2 separate regions of the Homo sapiens genome follow, and region 2 is linked to region 1. A link is a contact called in ENCODE Hi-C data. All regions are on one chromosome and are shown on one strand. Each heading gives the region's core, a stretch centred on a gene start or an enhancer-like site at or near the end of the contact. The rest is flanking DNA. Distances are from core to core; before and after follow the strand shown. Region 1 overlaps DRAIC (downregulated RNA in cancer, inhibitor of cell invasion and migration). Region 2 has its middle 44 kb from the start of TLE3.

What was found. A loop is a pair of places that touch in the nucleus more often than their neighbours do. Pooled maps may share reads with other maps.
Region 2: a pooled map shows a loop between it and region 1 (13-fold over the local background). The contact joins two enhancer-like sites. A Hi-C loop is called at or near these places in 3 of 168 maps with a recorded cell type or tissue (CD4-positive, alpha-beta T cell, CD4-positive, alpha-beta memory T cell and naive thymus-derived CD4-positive, alpha-beta T cell) and 10 of 50 pooled maps.

Annotation. Positions count from the first base shown.
Region 1 is chr15:69,571,388-69,578,967 of GRCh38, forward strand. DRAIC (downregulated RNA in cancer, inhibitor of cell invasion and migration) reads left to right here. Exons shown (of 5, transcript NR_026979.1): 5 at 1-53. Among named protein-coding and RNA genes, the nearest start is that of DRAIC, 13 kb to the left of the region's middle. Within about 2 kb of position 4,804, at least 2 of the 41 ENCODE cell types and tissues checked have a DNase peak (open chromatin) inside an H3K27ac peak, as active enhancers do.
Region 2 is chr15:70,137,930-70,145,662 of GRCh38, forward strand. No RefSeq gene overlaps it. Among named protein-coding and RNA genes, the nearest start is that of TLE3, 44 kb to the left of the region's middle. RefSeq lists enhancers at 1,863-2,368, 2,873-3,376, 3,144-3,243. Within about 2 kb of position 4,907, at least 12 of the 41 ENCODE cell types and tissues checked have a DNase peak (open chromatin) inside an H3K27ac peak, as active enhancers do.

The sequences.
Region 1 (7,580 bases), core at 3,554-6,053:
TTTCGGACTTGCCAGCCACACAATTCCTTAAAATAAATCTCTCCGTCTCTGTCTGTTTCTCTCTGTCTATATACACACCTGCATGCATATATACATATATATATGTATGCATCTATATATTTATATCTAATCTCGTATTGCTTATTGGTTCTGTTTCTCTGTAGAACTCTGCCTAATACAGCTGAAGATGTATTCTCTTTAGAAAGCTTGCAATTACTGGGGAACAATCAGTACAGAAGTCGACAATTACAGAAAGGGGACTAGGGTAATATGGTGGCCAATGTCCTTGTGAGTAGTGGTGACAGAGGGCAACAAGTTAGAGACTGCCAAGGGAAAGTCAAGAGCAAGGGAAACAGAGATGAAGTAGGTTCAGCCAGGCCCCACCACCTACCCAGACTAAACCTGGAGAGTCTCTTTTCCCTTTAGTCTTTTAAAAATATTTTATTTCTGTACTTCAATGGATGCAAGCCCCTAAGTCCTGAAGGATCTGTTGTTTGTTGTGTTACTCCAAGCAAGTATTAGCCTAGAAGGGACCTCACCTCCCAACAATGAAATGCAACTCTTACATTTTATAGATTGGGAAACCAAGTCTCTGAGAGCTTTCTATTAAAGTGACAAAGGTACTGGATCATGGTAAGCAGGAATATGTACCCAAAGGAGTAATAGCAGCTGTTCATATGCATTTTATTCTAATGCGCCTTCCTGTGATCATGTTAAATGAATTCCTGGGTTTTTACCAAACTTGACTCTTTTGAGAAAGAACCAAAGGAGCTAAACCAAACAACTCTTGGGGATGGATCTGCAAATGTTACTCCTGAGCTATGGGGGCTCCAGGTCCACCTCACATTGCCCCCTGCAGTCACCCTCATCCAGCCCTAGCCCCCAGGCAGATTGTCCCTGCAGACTGGCAAAGTCATTTCCAGGTGTGGTCTCAGAGAACCTCTCTCTGGAATGGTAGAAGGGTTTGTAGCCATAAGAGCTGATATCAAGGGGGCTTCTAGAAATCTAGAAAATTTAATTCCCCAGAATGTGCCTGAGAGTTAGTTTCTCCTCTAGAGTCCTTTTCTTAGGAAGCACCGGAGTCCATGCTTGCTCTTATATTTTTATCCAAATATCACCTCTATTAAGGCATCAAAGTCCCGTGAGAAACACCAGCTCATGCCCTCTTGTCCTCCCCGACTCCTACTGGATAGTAGGGACAGAAAAGTGGAGATTATTCCGCATTTTATAGAAAGAGAAACCAAGGTGCAGAGGAGGGTGGAACTAGCTTCTGATCCTAGGCTACACCCCTGGCAAACTGGGAAAGGTGTGTCAGGAGGAGTTGCCACAGGCATTGGCCCCAGGAAAGCCCTGCTTTGTCACTTTGAGAGGACAGGGCACCACCTAGGCTGGCCTTGCCAATTAGAACCAGCTCTGCTGCTCCAAAGACACCCAGGCCAGTGAGGGGTCCACATGTGGACAAGCTTTAAAATCATAATTCTTCCCTCTGACAGTTCCCTGAGGTCCAAGACAACCTGTTTGGTAGTGATGCTCTGTGACCCTCTGGCTCCCTATCCCAGGGATGTGGGGTAGAGCTGCACCCTAAGTCTCTTCTTACTGTGGGCGATAAGGATTGCAGCCATTAGCCAGAGTAGGGGGGAGAGACATCATCTGCTAAAGTAGGAAGGGCATGTGGTCTGAATACCTGAAATTTAATCCCAATCCTTTTTTTTTTTTTTTTTTTTTTTGAGATGGAATCTTGCTCTGTGGCCCAGGCTGGAGTGCAGTGGCAGAATCTTGGCTCACTGCAATCTCCACCTCCTGGGTTCAAGTGATTCTCCTGCCTCAGCCTCCCAAGTAGCTGGGATTACAGGCATACACCACCATGCCCAGCTAATTTTTGTATTTTTAGCAGGGACAGGGTTTCACCATGTTGGCCAGGCTGGTCTTGAACTCCTGACCTCAGGTGATCTGCCTGCCTCGGCGTCCCAAAGTGCTGGGATTACAGGTGTGAGCCACCATGCCTGGCCATTTCTTTTTTTCTTCTTTAAACTAGCTGTGTGACCTTAGATAAGTTACTGAACCCCTCTGAGTCTCAGTTTGTGCCTCTGCCTCTGTAAAACAGAAATAGTAAGAATAACTACCCCCAGGGGCTATCAGTGACTTCACACAAAGTCATGAATGTGCTCATATTCTGTAGACTGTAAAGCACTCTACCAACATTCACTGCCATTCTTTCTTGATATGCTTTAAAGGAGATGGGGGAAAGAAAGGATCCAGAGCTGGGAAATTCTGCTTTCTCAAATCCTTTCTTGTTACAGTGAGGCCGTAGTCCAGAGAGTTTAAGCAGACAGCTCTAAGTCACAGAGGGCAGGAGGCAGGGTTTGCATTGAGCAGTGAGGGTGGGTAGGGAATGAGGGGACTGTGCTAGCGCCCAGAGACTGGACCACGATGAGACCCTGGAGGAACCCTGCAGGAGGGTATTAGGGCAGGGGCAGCGAGGTAGGGGGAGCCAGGTGGGCAGTGGGCTAAGGACACAGTGCTGTCGAGTGGGGATATGCCAGCCCTGGTTACCAAAACCCACGTGGGGGTTTCTGAGTTCAAAGGCATGTGGATGGTGCAGCCCCCTGCTGAGATATGACTGCAGCTTTGGAAACATGATAAAATAAACACACGACGTGGGTCTTCAGACCACCCCCGATTAGCAGCTAAAGAGGTGGATGGGTAGAAGAAAAAGCAGAGGTTTTCAAAGAACAAAAATACAACAAGGCAGCACATCCGTCCCCGAGGTTGAGAAATGTGGGCTGCACTAGTTTCCGCATCATCAGAACTGTGCCCGAGTCAGCACAGTTCTGAGCACAGGGAGAATGTAGAGCACGTGGGGCAGGGAGGCAGGGTGCATGTACCTACGAAGTGCTGCCCCCACACACATCCCTTAAAGGAGAGTTACCCTAGAAATGATCTGAGGATTCTGGTAACAAGAGTTGTCATTCAAGATAGGCCTGACTCATTTCTTCCATGAAGGAGGAACTGAACAGTCAGCAGCAGAGATTAGAATTCTTATCCAGGCAGATCTTGAGTGCTTCCCTCCCTCCTACCAAAGTATTCTCTCTTTTGGCATCTCCCTGCCTTATATTTTGCCATTACGGGTTGATCCTGTTGGCTTGTCAGTCTCCAACAGTTCTCTATACAGACGCAAATGTTCTGGAGAGGCAGGCCACAGGTCAGCCCCAGACTGTGAACCCAGCTCAGGCAGCCAGGACCCAGGACTGGTTCCATCAGGGGCATGAGGGCCCACAGGAGTGAGCGAGGGAGAAGGATGAGGACAGTGATTATTGTTCCCCCTGTATGGATGAGGAAACTGAGACTCAGAGGAGTAAAGAAAGCAATGAGCAGTCTGAGGTTGGGGAAGGCCAAACCTCACTTCCTCCTCCCAAATCATGTGTCTTCAGAGTACATTCAAGGGCAACTCCACGCTCTGTGTTTCAGAGAAAACAATCCTTCATGGCTGTGCCCACGCTCTCCTCCCACACCACCAGATGTGCAGGCAGCGTGGGGTCTCTCCAGCATCCCCTGTTCAGACGGCCCGTTCGGAAACTGGACATAACTGTGACTTGTGTGCCTGGCTCTGAATAATCAGTTAGGCCAGTGAAATGGGAGTCTCTCTGTGTGTCTGGAATTTGAACTGAGACCCTAAGTTGGGACCACTCAGAAGTCTGGGAGACTCAAGAGTGAGGTGGCCATTACAGAGCCACACACAGCACAAGGTATTAAGTCAGGAGAAACTGAGGCAGCCAGACAGACGGGGAAGGGAGCAGGGCACAGAAAAAACCAATGAGGAGAGATACCCAGGGGAGAGGCCAGAGCTGCCTGATCAAGGACGATGCCCACCTCCAGGACAGGGACTCTTAAAGTCTGCCCAGGGATGGCAGGGCTGCCATGGAGCAGTATCCCCTGAGATATGGCTCTCATTTTTCTGCTTTCCTACTGGTGTGTTTTTTTGCCACTCTCTAGCCCTGGCTGTACCACTGAGGACTGAATTTTAACAGGCAGCAGGAAACTGGGATTCTTAGGTTGCAGGTCACTGGATCAAGAGGCACCACATCTACGTGTGAAGCAGGGATTACTGCCCCTCACTGCTGATATGGGATGCCAACATACCGCCCTGAGACCCTGCACCTGAGGACGATGCTGCCCCTGGGGCGGATCTAGGGCTGCGTTCCCTGGGGAGGGATGAGGTACTTTGCTTGCAGGAGGGAGAATGAGCCGGAAGCCATCAGTAGTCAGGAATGTGCCCTTTCAGTGTCCCTAGCTCCTGACTTCTGGGCACCTGGTGGGATTGCACTTTCTGCCTCTTTTGCTTGGGTGGGGCTGTGTGATAGATCCCACCAGTGAGCTGTGAGTGGAAGTTTTTCACTGTCTGTGTGAGGCCCTCAGTCTCTTGCTCTCAGTCACTGTAGCCAGCATCATTCCAGATGGTGGTGGCTACTGCCTCAACCTGGATCTTAGAAAATGGACACAGAGCTTGTCCAGCTAAATAAACCTGCCTGATTTGGAGCCATTTCGTGTTGGGGATTGTTTGCTACTACACCACACCCTGGGTGATCTGGCGGGTGCATTGCCTTAGCCAGGGCTTCAGCATCACACATTTCCTGGATCCTTCTGGGAAGTAGATGGAGGGCTGCTAAAAGCTGGGGCAACCCTAGGGGCTGGAGACATTCCCTGGGTCCCCCTGCCAGCCACAGTGCCAACCCTCAGGCTGTGGCACGGGAGTGCTGAACAGCAGAGGGCACCAGAGGCCTGTTTCTGCCTTCCCCATCCTGGTGCCATCATGGGGGTTGGTGGCATCAGTATTGCTGGTATTGTAGGAGGGTAGCATTTGGACCTACAGCAGAGAGAGATCTCGCTCCTCTTCTGTCACTGTGGTTGTGGGCAAGTGTTTGGAAGATGCAGACTCACCCTTCAGTAGGCTTCAGACAATATCTAGGGACCAGGGTCGGGGCACCCACCACAACTTCCTCTGGCCCTTTCTCTCTTGGGCTGGCCCCACCTTCAGTTGTCATCTGTCAGGCCCAGGGGTGGGGAGGAAAGCCAGGAGCCAGGATACAGCAGAACAGGCACAGGCAGCCTGACTCAGCACACAGCAGTGTTTTCAGGCCATCCCCTGTGGCTTTTCCTCTTCCATGCCTCAGATCCCACCACTATACTTTTGCCCATTTAGCACCCTACTTTCAATTCTGAAAATGCAGCTCTTGTTTTTTTGGGGAAAGGGAAAGGATGGAGGTTGGAGAGGGTGGGACTAACAGCAGATGTTTTCAGGATTTGAGAGCTTCGTCAGTACAAAGAGCTTTGTGCTAGGAGCCTGGAAGCCAGGTGATCTGCAGTAGGTCTTTTTCTTCCTTGGGCCTCAGTTTCCTCCTCTGCAAAAGTGGGTTTTGGGACAGCCAAGCTCTGAGCCCCTTCCAGAGTTTGTAACCTAAGATTCAGGTTTTGCTGGTCAGGAAGAGAGAGACAGCCTGGCCCTGGGGTAGGGATAGGAAGGAGGAGGAAGGTGCTACCTGTAAGGTAAAGGAGACAGGTGGGGGAAGCTTGGGTCACTGGGAGTCCTTAGCTGGACCATGACACTTTGCCAGGAGTGGCTGGATTCCCTGCACCTGCTGCTTTACTGTTGGCCTGTGTTTCAGTATTTACATTTCTCTGGATCATATAAGACCAAGGTCAGGTTAAGTCCATTACTCCTAACCCTAGTTGGCCCAAAGTCAAACAGAAGAGGTTGCCTGTGCACCTGCATCTCTGCCCTTCCTGCCTTCTCTAGGTGCTCTTAGCTCTGCATTTCTGCTCCTTCCTGCGGGGGCAGGAGGTTGGGCCTGACTCTGAAGCCCTAGTAGGGCCTGTCTTCCAGAAAGACAAGCACGTAGACACTGCAGGCAGCCACCTTGGGGTGGGGAAGGGAACACCCGCCTGGCATCTGGCTGTTCGCTGGGTGGGGATGCCTCTTTCTGCTGCCTTTGTTACCCTTTTCCCTCACCACTGCCAGCACTCAGGCTCCATAGTTAAAAGGCGGCACCAGGTTCTTCCCAGCAAGAACCTCAGGAGCTCTGGAGGCACCTTCTGGGTGGGGTTTGGTTGGATAAGCAAAGCATCTCCTTCAATCCTTCAGCCTCCATTCTGCTCAGTCCCTGGAAGGTCGGGTGGTAGCATGGGAGGAGGCCACCTCCTAAGCTTCCCCCGCCCTCCCCAGTGCCCCTGTTCCTCTGAGCTCTGGAGGTCACCAGGGCGCTGCGGAGCTCATTGCAAGCTGCCCTGGCTTGTTATCGGTCTTGAGAGACTCGTCTCTCTCTAGCTGCCTGTAAACCTCTGGGACCTGATGGATGGGTTTTGTTGTTTTCCTTCCCCCTGACTTGTTGGTGCTGTCACCTCCAGTCCCTGGTGGATGGACATCTTTTTATTCCAGCAAACCCACTACCTGTACTACCCATTCACTTAGTCATTCACTGAGGCTCACCATTGGCCATAAGATCACCAGGGCCTAGACACACAGAGGGGTGTGAGCACAGAACACAGTCCTTGCAGGGCTCTGGGTTTTGTAGGTGTGAGATGTGCCCGAGGCCTGCCAATTCACGGTGGCAAGTGCCCTGATGATGGCTGCACTGGCTCGTATGGGAACATTGCGGGAGGTGCATGGGGCCGCTTCTCAGAGGAGGCGATGTTTGAGCTGAATTGGAGGAAAAACAGTAAGGGTTCCCTAGATGGGGGTGGAGGGCTGGGAGAGAACTTTCTGGAAAGGGCACATCAGTCTGAGGGAAACACCTACATGCAGGCTGGCAGGTGAGAGGACAGAGTCCTTTCTGGGATCAGGACTGTTTGGGGCCACTGGAATAAGTGCAGGAGACTGGAGACAAGGCTGGGGAGAAGGCGGGACTTTGGTCATGGAGGTACTTGGAGTCTTTATCCTGTAGGTGGTGTGAAGACCAGAAAGGAGGCTGTTGCACTAGTTCAGGAAGAGAAGAGGAGGTGGGCGACAGAAGTAGAGGCAGCGCTCTGAGGGACCTTGGGCAGGTGGAAGCCACAAAACTGGATGGCCATGAGGGCAAGGTGAGGAGGAGGGGGAGGCGAGGAGGAGAGGGAGGCGAGGAGGAGGCGGAGGAGAGGAGGAGGGGGAGGCAAGGCCGACTCCAGGTCTCCTACTCAGGTGGCTCATGGCTCGGGGCCACTCGCTGCTCACCAATCCTGTGAGCAGAGGAGGAGCAGATATGGTGTAGGGTGCATATGTGAATCCAATTTTGGTGATGCTGAGGTTTGGATGCCCGAGGCCGCTCAGGAAAGGACATCCAACAAGCATTTGGTGTCAAGTTTGGCAAAGAGATCTCTTCTGGAGAATTGACTTGGGCACCATCGGCATTAGGCAGCATTTGGACCTCTGTGATGTAGATGACGTGATTAAACGGCAGTGTGTAAAGACAGGAAGAAGGCCTATGCAAGACCTCGGTACTGGCATAGGAGGGGCTAGGAGGGCAGGGTATGACGGAGGCTGAGAGGAGCACTGTGGAGAAGGAGCAGGTAACATGCTTGAGTGCTGCACAGACTGAGTCAGACAGGAC
Region 2 (7,733 bases), core at 3,657-6,156, 570 kb after region 1:
CATGTTGTTATGGGCTCGCTGTTTCATGTGGAAATGGACTAATAGCCCTGCAGAGCTCAGCCAATATGGGAGCGGGCATGTCACTTAGGCTGGCTGGAGCATGAAGCCAAAATCTTCCCACAGTGCCGGGGAGCCCTTCCCGAAGACAAGCTTTAACCATGGCCCAGCTGCCTAAGGAGGCAGGGCAGGCAGGGTGTGAGCCTCTGGATAATTTCTTTTCTGGGTGAAGAATCACAAAGACTGTAATTTGAGAATCTATAGAATCGTAACACCTCATTTAGCCAGTGCCATTAGGGAGTGAGGAGTTCCACATAAGTGAGTTTTCCAGATAATTGAACTTCAGTCCCTTAAGAGCCAAAGCTTAAAAGAAATTAACCAGTTTGACAGAAGGCTTTCTAAAGTATGTTCCTCTGCTTTCAGACCCTGGGTACCCAGAAGAGGTTTGGCCCCTTCCCAGCAACTATGATGGGACCCTCAACATCTGCTTCTGGGTTGGATGGGTCACAGTTTCTTCTAGGGTGGTGGTTCTCAGCCCACCTTAGCTGCGTGTTCAAATCTTTTGAAGAACTTTAAAAAAAAAGTCCGGATGCCCCTGCCAACCTTAGGTCATTTCGTTTAGAATCTCCAGAAGGCAGAACCAGGTATAGGTATTTATGAAAGCTTCCCAGATGATTCCAATATGTAGACATATCTGAGAACTGCTGCTCTAGGGTGCATTGAGTTTCCCCCAGTAATAAAAAGTAACATCGTCTCAGCAACCATCGTGCAAGTGACTGCTCCTGAGTCAGATCCTCGGCTGGTGGCCCACCTGCCTCATCTTCAATTCCTGCCACTATCTGGTGGTTTTAACCCTGCTTTTCAGATGGGAAAGCTGAGCTTCAGAGTGGCAGGAACTTGCCCACTTCACTTAGCTAGACAGCAGCAGAGTCACGGTGTCCAGCCCGTTTCATCCCAATGTCCTCCTAGGTAGGACAGCCCTAGCTGGCTCTCTGTTTGGAGCATTCTTCTCCAACTTGCTTTGGTTTTCCTGTTCCCTTCTTCACAGTTGGCTTCCAGCAGCACCTTCCCCTTGTTGCCTACATACCTTTCTCTAACCCTGCCATGCCATTCTGGCATCTGCCCAGCCTGTTCTAGCATCAATTTCTTCATCTGTGAAATGGGGATGGCACCACCCACTGCGCAAGGCTTAAACAGGGCATGTAAAACACCTAGCCCAAGTGATCACCCTGGAGGTGGTGGCTTGTCCTCCCAGATCAAATCCTCCTCCAAACCCATGAGGAACTCTCTAAGTCAACCCCACCTCCGCCTGCTGCTCCTCTACCTCTGATTTGAATCTGCCTGGCACTGGGAATCTGGGTCACTCATCTTGCTGGGACTATGTGCAAACTAAGAGTAAATAGGCTCCAAGTAAAGGCCTGAAAGATGGCCCTTTCTGTGAGAAATGCATGTGAGCCTAGTGCATCATCTTTGGCAATTTGTCTTCACTGCATAGGACCCACGAGATGGCTGTGTAAATAAATCAGCTCACTTCTCAGCCTTTTGTATGCTCCTTGAGGGATCCTGAGGCACCGGGCACGCTGACGGAGCTTCATCATTATTTGCTGGCTGTCTATTTTGGAGATCGCCCCTGGTTGGTCACCCCATGATGTATAAGGAGGATGCAGTCCCCTCTAAAGTCAGCTCCTGCTGCTGCTCTGTCCTTACCTCCCCCATCTCTTCCCTCTCTGGCCAAATGCGGCTTCTCAGGAGCCTCTGAACTGGTCCCGAACATCCTCACCTTGATGCTTTTGTGTCAGCTTCCCCCATGCTCCCTCCTCTGTAAGCCCTGCCCTGCTTCCTTTCAGCAAACACTTCTTAAGAGCTTTTGTAGACAAGGAAGGTCAGTGGACCAAGCTCTGAGAGGGAAAGACAAGCCTTACCAGGACCCTTTCCTCAAAGAGCTTCTACCACAGTCCTGGCCTTTGGGTAAGGAGTCCAGTCTGTTCCATTATAGCATCGATTTCTTCATCTGTGAAATGGGGATGGGACCACCCACCTCATGAGGCTTAAAGTAAAGAGGGTGTGTAAAATACCTGGCCCAAATGATCACCCAGGACGTGGAGGCTCATCCTCCTAGAGACCAGACCAAACCCTCCTAGAAACCCACGGAGATCTCTATCAAGTCAACCCTGCCTCCCCTTCTGACTTCCTCTACCTCTGCTGTTGGGCTAAGACAGCTCCTATGAGATCAGTGAGGCTCAAATAAATGTCATTCCTCCCTGCCCAGCTCTTGGCAGGACGAGAAGTTTACATACTCCCTGGGTGGAGAGGTGGGGGTGGGTGCCAGAGCAGAGGAGGGGCTGGAAGAAGCACTGAGTTCCAGTATTTCTGTAGCTAGGTCTTCAGGAGATGACTCTTCACACCAGCCTTTGGTCCCAGCTCTCTGTGCCCTGGGCTCACCTGGACATACCTCTGCATGCCTTCGTCTGCTCTTCCCAGCCAGAGGTGGACTCTGTGAGAGGGAGCTCCCTCTTCCACCTCCAGTGGCTCCTGTAGGCCCAGCCCAAGAGCAGAGGGCCACTGTGTTCCCCCACTAGAGTCTGATTCTTTCGCCCACATTACCTCCAGCCTCTCTGAATACAGGCCTTGAGAGACCTGAGCATGTATGGGCTTCCGAATGCAAACAAGGAGTGAAGTATTTCAAAACCTGGTATTTCACCAGAAACGGCCCTTCAGAGGGGCCCAAAATACACAGCTCGGTGTTTGCACTTCAAAGAGTGGGAGGCCCAGTCAAGGCTCCAGGCAGCCAGGTCTTCCCTGTGTCAACAAGGGGAAGGAAAGCAGCTTGGCCCTGTCTGGGGCATCCTGAGAAAGGGGTTTTCCGACTGCAGCTGGAGAAGAAGGCAGGGCAGGGAAGGGCTGCCAATCCCCGGGGTGCTTCCTGCAGACGGCGTGGAGACCCAGGGGCTTTCTTGTGAGCTCACAGAGGAACCTTTTGGGGAATTCCCCAATGATAATGACAATAGTTCCCGGTTACTGCCTGTGATATGCTAAGCTCTTTCCATGGTTTTTCCCATTCATCCTGATGAGGCCGGCAGTACCAATCTTCCCATTTTGTAGATTTGAAAACTGAGGCTCAGAGAGGTTTGGATGACATGTAGGTTAATGGCAGAACTGGATTTCAGTGCAGGCCAGCCTGCTGCCAAGGCCTGTGCTCCTGATCAGCATGTAAAGCTCATCCCCTCTCCCTCTAAGGTCACTGAGCCCCATCAGGGTCTAGGCGCTGAAGATACTGAGAGAAACAAAGTACAACCCCTGTCTTCACTGAGCTGCCAGTTAAAAGGAGAACAGCCTCGGAGACCAGTGGCCACCATGTGAAAGTGAAAGTGCTTTGTCAGAGGCTTTCTGCACAGTCGTGGGAGTGGGAAAAGGAAGCACTTGCCTCTTCAGGGGCCCTATGGAAGAGGGGGCCAGCAAGCTAAATCTGGAGAGAAGAGATAGCATTTGCCAGGTGGGCAGAAGGGACAGCACCTGTGGCCAGCCAGACCCTGCAAGCTGTGTTTGTTGTGGTCACTGAGTGGGCCTGAGTGCCGCAAAGTGAACCACTCACTCTGAGGTCTAGGTGGGGCTGTGGAACTTGGAGGATTTTAAGGAGCAGGGAGAATGAGCTAGGCACTCTCAAAGGCTCAGGTAGATGTGGAGGGGGCATGGAGCAGACACAGATTAGCCTGTCCTGACCTCTCTTAGCACATCAGACCCCAAGAGGACCCCGGTGACAATTTCTCAAGACCTCATGACAGCAGTGTGGGTAATGATGACACAGTGGTGGTGTCTCAAATGCACCCAAAACTTATCAGTGTCACTGTTTTTGACAGATCCATCCTTAGCCCAGGCCCAAGATGCAGGCATTTTCACTCCCATGGGACCCACGAGAAGAGTGGAGTGGTTCCACATCAGGAGAATGGGACGCTTTGCGGTGTGAGCCGGGGGAGGCCCTTTTGCTTCCCTCTATGGAGCTCAATTTTTTCAGCAGAAAATGAAGTGGACAGGATGATCCCTGAATTCTGGCTTGAACAAAAGCTCCCGCGTGGCGCTGAAGGTGGAGGTGGTTCGGCTCAAGGAATCTACCCTGTGAGCATGAGGAGTTGAGACAAGCCTGGGCTAGGAGAAGGACACCAGCCCATGACCCAGGCTAAGCTCTGTCATGGGCAGGATGTATAACCACCACAAGTCATTTCACTGCTATAAAATAGAGATAATAATCCCTCTCCTGTTCACTTATGGGCTTACTGTGAACATCAAATGAAATAACAAGCACAGAAGTGTTTAAATTGTAAGGTATGGTGTCAAGTTGAATCATCTTCTGGTTCTTGAACCACAGGGACCATTTAACCCAATTTCCTCATATTCCAGAAGAGGAAACAGAAGTTCAGAGTGGCTGTGACTCGTCCAGTGTTCTCTGTGGCAGAACTGAGACCAGCTCCTAGATGCGATCTCTTCTCTTTAACCACCGCTGTGGCTGCTATGATTCAGAGACCTGACAACATTTTGTCATAGAAAAAAATTCAACCACCTCCCCGCCGCCACCCCCCACCCTGCTGACCCTTGGCATGGAGTATCTCTCTGCCTTCAAAAGAAAAGAAGAAACAAATTCCAAACCCCAAACCCCACTAACTGCAGAGCAGCTGCTTCTCAGGGAAAGCGGCCACCCGGAATGTAACGCGGCAGAAACCGGTCTCACTGCCTGCCACCAAGCAAACGTGGCCTGTTCTGATGGCTCAGTGGCCAATGTCTTCCTGTCACCAAGCTCCTCCAAATCGCGGGGGAGATTGTTTTGACATTTGATTAGCCACAGAGTGTAACTTGTGAGTGCTTGAGCAAGCCGACTCTCAAGCAATGGCATCGCTGAGTGCTTTAGCCTGTTAGAGATACCATGTATCAGGGAAAGCGATGGCGGGCAGGGCTCCAAGAGGGAAGATAAGTGGGCTGTTGGGAGAAATTAATACGAAGAAAGGAAGCGGCGAATGAAGTCAAACGAAAACAGGGTCCTGTGATATCCATGACTCATAAATTTCATTGATACCCAGAATGTGAGTTCCCTGCTCTCCCTCGAGTTAGTAAACTGCTTGTCCTCAGGGTGACCCTGCGGGAAGATTCAGGGGCAGGAAGGAGGTGGGAGGAACAGGCTGGAAAGCCCGCATAACTTTTAGGTGGAGCTTGCACAAAATGCTTTCTCTCCTGCAGGGAAGAGCCTATGAAGATGGCCCTGAGAACAGATGAGTGCCTGCCTAGGGCGTGATTCAAGGGGGAAGAGGTCACCAAAGGAAGGCAGGAAGGTGATAATTGTGGGGGTGGGAATGGAGATTGGAGGGACCCAAGACAGAAGTCACAACTGAATCCTTATTTCTTTTTTTTTTTTTTTGAGATGGAGTCTCTCTCTGTCTCCCAGGCTGGAGTGCAGTGACGCGATCTCGGCTCACTGCAAGCTCTGCCTCCAGGGTTCACGCCATTCTCCTGCCTCAGCGTCTCCGAGTAGCTGGGATTACAGGCGCCTGCCACTACGCCCGGCTAATTTTTTGTGTTTCTAGTAGAGACGAGGTTTCACCGTGTTAGCCAGGATGGTCTCAATCTCCTGATCTCGTGATCCGCCCACCTTGGCCTCCCAAAGTGCTGGGATCACAAGCATGAGCCACCGCGCCCGGCCTGAATCCTTATTTCTTAGCAAGGTTGTTCAGGCCACCCTACTCCAAACTATTTATTGCCATGAGTCCCTTCATTATCTTTAACCACCATAAACCCCCTAATGTGAAAGACTGAGTCTGCCAAATGAATTAGGTTTTGCCGACAGCTCAGACCGTGGAGTTCCGTAAGCCTGCGGTGAGAGCTAAGTCTAATCTATGGGGGGTTCTCAGTAGGATGTTTGACATGTTGGAAACCACTTGGGGACCCCTCTGCTTTCTGCTGGACTCAACTTAGGCTGGCAGCTGTTGATCCTGTGCTGTCACCTCCACCCCTCCCGCCGGTGCCCATGCCTCGGGAGCCATGATGGAGAGAGGTCAGCAGGAAGGGGAGTGAAGTAGTGGGAAAGGCCTGGCCTGGGAAGCTGGGGAGGGGTGTGGTCCCAGAACATAAGGAGGGGGAAGACTAGGAGAGGTGTCATATCAGGGGACTTCCTGGAGCTGTGGATTTGCTAATGCTGCCCTCTCTTCACTCTAAGGCCCTGTCTGTGACATCAAGTGACCTCCCTATATTAGACTCTTGTGTGCAGAAAAGGCTATACCTTTGTAGCCAAGGAAAACCCATTTCAGTGGGCAGGAACCCACATCAGAGTCCGCAGGTAAGCACCCCTAGTAAGGCTAAATGAGGAATAGATTGGAAGATCCAAGAGATCTGGAAAAGGGGGCCTTTTATGAACCTTAGACGCAGGAACTGCCATTGCCCAAACCCAGCTCCAAACCCAGCTCAGCAGGATGGGGCCTCCCCATACTCCACCCCAAAGCCTGCAGTGGAAACCTCAGAACTGACCTTCCAGATTGACCAAGTTGGTAGTCTTAGCTCTAGATTGCACCTGAGGAAACTGAGGTACCTAGAAGTCAAGTAATTTGTTCAGCATTACATGCTGGACTCTACGTCCAGCTTTGTCTGATTCCAAGCCAGGGCTTGCAATGCTGCACCATGTACTGTGTGGAGGTTTTAGTGCACTTCAGAGTTTCTATAGCTATCTTCCCAACTATCCTGTGAGCACGTAGAAGGCAGAAGCAAAGTTTTCTTTACTATTTGCATGGCTTCATTTTAACACATTTACTGGGGGCTCACTTCATGTCGGGCATTGCGCGAGGTGGGAATAGCTACATGATATCATATTTGGGGCGTATGTTCAAGAATTTCAAGATGGTGACAGCAGAGCATGAAACCAAGTGCAGGGTCTTTCTGAGAGCAGCTCCCGAAGCCAGTCCAGTCATCAGAAGAGCAGAGAGAAGAGCACAAAACCAGACACAACTGCAGTGTCCTCTGAGAACGGGGACAGCTGTAGGCGCAGGGCTAAGGGAGCTCAGAGGAGAGCACTAAGCCCAACAAGCACTTGACTCGATGGCGATACTACACATTTGCAGCTTCTCAGCGGGTGCTGAGGAAAGCACCTCGGTGCACGTGACCTCACAGTGACATAATGAGGCAGACATTATTTATGTAACAAGAAAACAGCATAGATCCTATACTACCTACCAGATACTTCCCTCTTCCCCAAGCGTTTGTAACTATTAACCACTTTGCTCTTAATCTTTTGATGTAGTTGCTTTGTTATCCCCATTTTACAGAAAAAGAAGCTGAGGTTCAGAGACATTAAGTGACTTGGCAAAGTCGAAGCTTCAACCTCAGATTAGTCTGTTTCTGGGTCTAGAAGTTTTTCTACCAGAGCAGCACTTCCATGCAAGTAACCTCGGTGAATCAGCTTTAGAAAACATATGATACGCAGACATTGTGTGAAGGCCTCTGGGGTCCCCTCCTTGCTGGGATGAGATGACAGGTCCACAAGGGGGCCAGGGGCAGCTGGTGCCCAGGGAGGGGCTGCACAGTGAGCCCCAGGGCCTGCAGCTTAGAGAATCCTTTGTCTGAGGATCAGCATGTGTAGGGGTGGGACTGGTTAAAACAAACGATTGCACCTTTCCTCCTTTTAAAGGGGAAAACATTGGGAAATGAAATTAGAATAAAACGAAGGGGAGAAAAACATCCATTGTCCCAGTATCCAAATACTA